Regions from separate parts of the Homo sapiens genome. Here regions 2 and 3 are each linked to region 1. Evidence: chromatin loops called from intact Hi-C (ENCODE). Cell type or tissue: heart right ventricle. All regions are shown on one strand.

The links. Peaks named below come from ENCODE experiments on the same cell type or tissue, not always from the same donor. Only the 100,000 strongest peaks of a DNase experiment are listed, where the experiment ranks them.
Region 2: it touches region 1 in a loop (4-fold over the local background); 8 of 110 quality-filtered maps call a loop at or near these places.
Region 3: a loop joins it to region 1, with 2.5 times the contacts of the local background. A loop is called at or near these places in 64 of 110 quality-filtered maps.

The regions. Positions count from the first base shown.
Region 1 is chrX:118,593,841-118,596,340 of GRCh38, forward strand. All of the region lies in intron 20 of DOCK11 (dedicator of cytokinesis 11), which reads left to right. Among named protein-coding and RNA genes, the nearest start is that of DOCK11, 99 kb to the left of the region's middle. In heart right ventricle, no CTCF peak of the experiment used is centred here; no DNase peak of the experiment used is centred here; H3K27ac peaks cover 341 bases.
Region 2 is chrX:118,324,655-118,327,154 of GRCh38, forward strand. No RefSeq gene overlaps it. Among named protein-coding and RNA genes, the nearest start is that of WDR44, 20 kb to the right of the region's middle. In heart right ventricle, a CTCF peak has its summit at 978 (motif pointing right); no DNase peak of the experiment used is centred here.
Region 3 is chrX:118,458,545-118,461,044 of GRCh38, forward strand. No RefSeq gene overlaps it. Among named protein-coding and RNA genes, the nearest start is that of DOCK11, 36 kb to the right of the region's middle. In heart right ventricle, a CTCF peak has its summit at 1,155 (motif pointing right); no DNase peak of the experiment used is centred here.

The DNA.
Region 1 (2,500 bases):
TATTATATGTTCATTTTAGTATTTCTACCAAATATCATTGTCCATATGCTTGCCAATGTGCTTAGACTACTATAAGCAACATAAAGTAATATTGCTATTCTCAAAAAGAAACACATATTGCGATACAGTATTTTTGTTATTTCTTTTATGTAGAATTGCCCAGCAACCAGAATTTTCCAGTTCTGCTCACTGAGGAAGAGGGAAGTGAGCCCAGAGCCAGGGACATCTGTGAGCCAGAGGGAGGTTGGGGGCTGACTAGTTCTAATGAGAAGATAACTGATTTAACAAACTTGAATAAGCTTCAGCAGTGAAGCTCTCGTCATGGGCCCATTCAGCAAGGCTTTACGTAAACCAATGGGTAGCACCCTTAGCAGAAATAGAAGGCCTTGTGAACACAGCTTGTATCACAAGCACTTTACGAACATCAGCATGTCCTAAGATTCAGATCCCAGCTAGTCTGTATTATTCACTCATTCATTCATTCAGCAAATATTTCTGCATACAGGTTGAGCATCCCAAATCCCCAAGTCCAAAATGCTCCAAAATTGGAAACTTTTTGAGCACTGACAAGATCTTCAAGGGAAATGCTTATTGGAACATTTCATATTTTGGATTTTTGGATTTGAGATATCAACTGGTATTATGCAAATATTCTGAAAAAATCTGAAAAAATCAGAAATTTGAAACACTTCTGTTCCTAAAAATTTCAGATAAGGGATACTCAAACTGTATTATGTACAAGATATTGTAGTAGGCACTTTGGAGAATACAGTGGAGAATCAAACACAGATCTCATCTTCAGTGAGGATATGATCTAGTAAGGGAAATGAGTCCTGCGTAAACAATTATAATACAAGATAGAAAGTGGTGTTTAAGAAAGTAGTGCTACGTGAACTCAGAAGAGCGAGTTATTCAGCTGGTGGAGAGACGAGTGGCTGAGAATCAGAGAAGGCTTCTAGGAGATGGTGTTTGAGTGAGGCCTTAAAGGGTTGGGTGGGGTTTGATAATGCAACAATGGCAGGAATGTAGGGGATTATGGGGTGAAGGAACAGCTTGTACAGAGGCAGAGTATCAAGAGGCATGGACAGGAAACCACAAGTAGTTCACTAAGCCTGGAGCACAGGGTGCTAGGAGGGGGATCATAGGATGTCAGGTTGAACAGGAGGCATCAGATTTTGGAAAGCCTTGAATACCAGGCTATAGATTTTATTTTATTCTATCACCACAGTAGAACTATTGGAGGGTTTTAAACATTAGAGCAGTTTTTCAGGAAAACCAACCAGGCAGCAGTATAATGGGCAAGGCAAGTAGAAGCAGGAAGAGGAAGAAAGGAACACCAGTTAGAGGGTTATTTCAAAAGTCCAGGAAAGGAAGAGGCCACACTATGGCAGTAGCAGCGGGGGCAGAGAGAAAGGGAAGTGCAGAAGAAGAACATATTGGACCTGGAAAGTGATTGGCTATTAGAGAGATGATTTAGTTAGCAATGAAGTTTCAAAACTGGGTGATTGGAAAGAAGGTATTGCCAATAGCAAAACTGTGGGTAGGGATGGCAGGTTTGGGACATCAGTTGAGTTTTAGGTGCTAGTGAGACATTGGAGTGATACCCAGCAGGCAGCAGGACTGAATATGAGGGAGTTCCCTTTGCAGGTAGTATGGATATGTTCTTTATCCCCATAGAAATTGCCGTTAGTTCAGGGTAGGGGCTTTGAGGATTGAGAAGAAAACTGGCAGAACGATGAGAACCCATGACCATGTGTACATCCTGAAAGCTAAATTACTGATTCATTATCCAAATCCTAGACAGAAGTGGACAAGATGCTCAGCGGAGCATGAAACAGTTATTCCGTGTGCCACTCATCACTTTGAACTGTGCATTCTTTAAGTGGCTTCCCACCTTTGAGCCAGATGGTGTGCTTGACATTGTACCTTTATAGCTTCCAAGTGCTCTCTATGAGTTTTGAATAGGGGAAACGCTTGGTCGTGCTCTGATTCATTTACAGTACAAAAATGTTGCCTAAGCAATCCCACAGAGACAGAAAGTAGACTATCGGTTGCCAGGGGCTGGGAGGAGAGGGAAATGGGGAGTGACTTCTAAGGGCTATGGGATTTATTTTGGGGGTGATGAAAAGTTCTGGAATTAAGTGGTGGTCATGGAGATACAACTTTGCAAATATACTAAAGACCACTATATGTACACTTTAAATAGATGAATTGTGTGGTATATCTGAATGAGGTCTCAATAAAAATTTCTATTTAAAAATGTTGCTTAAGAACAAGAAATAGATTTTCCTTTCATTTTCCTATTTTCTGGGCTGGAAATCTTTTCTCATTTGTCAAATTTTTAGTTTAACTACTTTGACAGAGTCATTTCTAATGGTTCTTCTGCTCATGTTACTTTCCTCTGCTTTTTATAAAAGAAAAGGTCTGGGTAAAGCATTTCTGTAGTTGAACTAGTAAAGATGCCCGTCAGGCACATTTCGGAGTCTGAGAAAGCCATTTA
Region 2 (2,500 bases), 270 kb before region 1:
AGTGGATTGAAGGATGCAAAGTGTTGTTCCTGGGTGTGTCTGTGAGGGTGTTGCCAAAGGAGATTAACATTTGAGTCAGTGGACTAGGAGAGGCAGACCCACCCTTAATCTGGATGGCCACAATCTAATCAGCTTCCAGCACAGCTACAATAAAAGCAGGCAGAAGAGCGTGGAAGGACTAGACTGGCTGAGTCTTCCAGCATTCATCTTTCTCCTGTGCTAGATGCTTCCTACTTTGGACTCTCAGACTTACACCAGTAGTTTCCAGAGGCTCTCGGGCCTTCGACCACAGACTGAGGGCTGCTGCACTGTCGGCTTCCCTACTTGTGAGGTTTTGGGACTCGGACTGGCTTCCTTGCTCTTCAGCTTGCAGACAGCGTATCGTGGGACTTCACCTTGTGATCGTGTGAATCAATACTCCTTAATAAACTCCCTTTCATATAAACATCTATCCTATTAGTCCTGTCCCTCTAGAGAACCCTGACTAATACAATCACCAATACTGCCGGTGTTGTTGTCAGTGTCAAGCTTGGCTGCACATAGAATTACCTGAGGAAATTTAATAAATATTAATGCCTTACCTGGTCCCAACCTAAGAGGTTCTCATTAATTGCTATGGGCTGCATCCTGGGCGTCAGGATTCTTTAGAGCTCTCCAGGTAATTCTGATGTGTAGCCAAGGTTGACAACCACTGGTTAAGAATAAATTCTTTCACAGGGGACTCTGATTCCTCATATAAATAGATTCCTGGTAGAGCAATGTTAAGTCCTCTTGACTCTTTTTGAATTACAACGAATAATAACTCTAGGCTCAAGCTGGAACCCTTGGTGCATAGATATGCCACCACTCACTAATACTGAAATTATTAATACATTAATATTTTTACCAAATCCAGGGTCTTGAATATCCATTTCCTGATGACATTAACTGAGATGGGGCACTTTTAAGAAATGTAGTGTGTACTTGTTGTCACTAGAGGGCTGTCAGGTAAGGTAAGCAAAAGTGCAAGAAAAGAAAGTTTTCAAATTTGCTGAGAATTCATTCCCCCCCTCCCCCGCCCTCAGTTCCTATCACTTTGATGAGTATAAATCTAAATTTCCCATATCCAGCTCCGTCCACCACTTATATCTATAGTGCTGTATATTCAAGTGCATCCTAGTGATGTCTTCCTGATTGTCCATCACTTGCATTTAACCAAACACAAAAATCAAACACAAGCGTTCCAAAACTGACTTCCCTTTCTGAGTTCTATTTCAGTCCATGATGTTTTTATTCTTCCAGTCACTTAAACGACAAACTCCACATTCCCGTGCCTCTTTTTCCCATGTGCTTCCTCCCTTCATGCTTCAAGCTGATTTTACTTCCCAAGTATTTCTCACATCCATTTCTCCCCCTTTATCCCTATTGCCATGGCCTAAGTCCAGACCCCCAGCACTTTTCACCTGGATTATTGTAATAACCTCCTGAGTCTGTCTGACCCAGTTTGGGGTCATCTACTCCTTCCTTAATACTGCCACCAGAGTGAGCTTTTAAAACCAAAAAGTTGGCCCTGCATAATGGCTCACACCTGTAATCCCAGCACTTTGGGAGGCTGAGGTGGGTGGATCACCCGAGGTCAGGAGTTCAAGACCAGCCTTGCCAACATGGTGAAACCCCACCTCTACTAAAAACACAAAAATTAGCCAGGCTTGGTGGTGTGTGCCTGTAATACCAGCTACTCCAGAGGCTGAGGCAGGAGAATCACTTGAACCCGGGAGGCGAAGGTTGCAGTGAGCCGACATAGCGACACTGCACTCCAGCCTTGGCAACAGAGTGAGACTCTGTCTCAAATAAACAAATAAATAAATAAAACCAAAAAGTTGATCATGCCCTGAAACTAAAGATAAAATTTAATTTAATTTAATTTAAAATTTGATCATAATTATGGCAGTTCACTGCTTAAAACCCTTCACTGGCTCCATAAAAAATATAAAAAGGGTCTTTTAAGATCTGGCTCCTGCTTACTTCTCCAAACACATCTTTCACAGCTGCTTCTCTTGCATGCTAAGATCTGACACTTCTGAACTTCCAGTTCCTCCATCTATGCATTAGCAAGTGCTATTTCCTCTGCTTATAATGCCCTTCCTCCTCTTTTTAGTCTGGTGAGCTACTCAGCATTCAAGATTCAGCTAAGAGGTTTCCTTCTCTTTCCAGGCAAAAATAGTCACTTTGAAGGCCAGGCGCGGTGGCTCACACCTGTAATCCCAGCACTTTGGGAGGCCGAGGTGGGCGGATCACAAGGTCAGGAGATCGAGACCATCCTAGCTAACACGGTGAAACCCTGTCTCTACTAAAAATACAAAAAAAAAATTAGCTGGGTGTGGTGGTGGGTGCCTGTAGTCCCAGCTACTCGGGAGGCTGAGGCAGGAGAATGGCGTGAACCCGGGAGGCAGAGGTTGCAGTGAGCCGAGATCGAGCCACTGCACTCCAGCCTGGGCGACAGAGCAAGGCTCCGTCTCAA
Region 3 (2,500 bases), 140 kb before region 1:
ATTTGGAAGGTCATCATTATTCATTAAAAAGGTACCAAAATCCTCCCAGCTCCATCAGCAGGTAAAAAGACATTTCAGGTCTTTTATTTAAACTGGTGTACACTACTTAGGATAGTTACTTCTGAATTTACACCTAGAGGGTCTGTGTATTGTAGACCTTAAGCTGGGGCTCCCCAGCTGCTGGGCCATGGACTGGTAATGTCCGTGGCCCATTAGGAACCGGACTGCACAGCAGGAGGTGAGCAGCAGGCTGGTGAGCATTTTACCGCCTGAGTGCCACCTCCTGTCAGATCAACAGTGGCATTAGGTTCTCATAGGGGCATGAACCCTATTGTGAACTGCGCATTATGAGAGGGACCTAGGTTGCAAGCTCCTTGTGAGAATCTAATGCTTGATGATCTGAGGTGGAACAGTTTCATCCCAAAATCATTTCCCACCCCACCCCACCCTACCATCCGTGGAAAAATTGTCTTCCATGAAACTGGTGCCTGGTGCCAAAAAGGTTGGGGACCACTGCATTAAGCAATTATCTCTTATAACCTTGTCCCACGTTCAGAACTGCATAAAAATTCATTTGAAGTCACAGAACCATCACTTGGATCGAGTCCATCCCCCTCAACTTCCATTTCTTTGGATGACAGTTTTTTGTTGATCACTTTTTCTTTCAACAATTTTGAAAATAATTGGGAATGGAGTGATGTGTATGGTATTTTGAAATAACTACTAAATGTCCATCCCCATTCCTGAAAGTGAAGTTCTGAAATATATATATATATAATATATATGTAAATATGTTTATATATAAAATATATATAAGGTGACAAAATATTACAAAAATTAAGTCAATTATGAATTAAAATGGGCTTTTTAATAGAAAAGTTTTTAAAAATTTCTTTAAAATGATGCTGCACATCAGGGAGTAGAGTGTGTTCTGGCTCTTCCATTAGCTTTATGACTTTGGGCAAATAGCTTCCCTCTCCCTGTGCCTCAGTTTCCCCATCTGCAAAATAAGGGATTGGACACAAAGATATTTCAATCCCTCCAGCTCTAACTGTGGTGATCTCACCACCTAATTTACCTATAGCTGTTTCTTTTTCCCTCTAGGCTTGCCGTTTGTAGGCCATTGTATAATTTCATTTCACCTCCACTAGAGGGTGGCCAGGGAAAGGAGATGAGGCTCAAACCAGCTATTTGTATTCTTTGCCGGCAAAAAACCAAAAAATAATGTTGGCAGAAGAAATCGATATTACATGGACAAGAATGAAACTGGGATTTCAGTTGGTTTCGTTTGTCTTAGCTGTTATGCTCCTATGTTATACAAAGGAATCATGAGAGAGGTGTTTTACATAATTTTCTTTTAAATTAATATAAGGAAATCAAGCACAGTTGACCATCCGTATCCTTGGATTCTGCATCCATGGATTAAACCAACCTCAGATCAAAAATATTCTAAAATAAAATGAAATAAAAAATGACAATACAACAATAAAAAGTAATACAAATGTTTAACAATAGAGTATATCTACACAGCATTTACATTGTATTAGGTATTATAAGTAAGCTAGTGATGATTTAAAGTATACAGGAAGGCTGGAAACGGTGGCTCACGCCTGTAATCCCAGCACTTTGGGAGGCCGAGGTGGGCAGATCACTTGAAGCCAGGACTTCGAGACCAGCCTGGCCAACTTGTTGAAACACTGTCTCTACTAAAAATACAAAAATTAGTCGGGCTCGGTGGTACGCGCCTGTGATCCCAGCTACTCAGAAGGCTGAGGGAGGAGAATCACTTGAACCCGGAAGGTGGAGGTTGCAGTGAGCTGAGATCATTCCACTGCACTCCAGCTTGGGTGATAGAATGAGACTGTGTATATACACACATACATATATACAGGAAGATGTACGTAGGTTATACAAATACTACACCATTTTATATACGAGACATGAGCATCCATGAATTTTGGTGCCCATGAGGGTCCTGGAAACAATCCCCTTTGGATACCGAGGGACAACTGTATATACTTGCCTCCTCCAGACTGTATGTCCCCAGCTAATAAATACAATCTCTACTAAATCAATCTTCAAGCACACCCCCTTCCCATTCTTTGTACTGGAATTTCCAGTCAAGAATTGTGATCAGGAACCTTCCCTGATTCCAATTTGCTTGCCACAGAAAATTCTAGCTCTCTGGCCAACTTTCTGACCAATTTTGTTTCCCATTACTTCCCAGAAAATATCCTCTACCGGAAAGACACAGCTTTTCATTAAGATCCCACAAACGTAGCCTTGGTGTTTTCAGGGCTGACCTACTGTGTTGCGATAACGCTGCAAGCTGGAGTCAAAAGATTTTAGTGTACCAGAGCTTGTTAGAGAATGGCTGATTCCAGGGCTGGGCAAGGTAAGCACAAGGTGAGCCTGGAGCATATTTTTATGCCAGAAATTAAGGAAGTGCTCAAAATAAATGATGGTGGTATGTCACAAGGACAGGTACCACCTTGAAGGG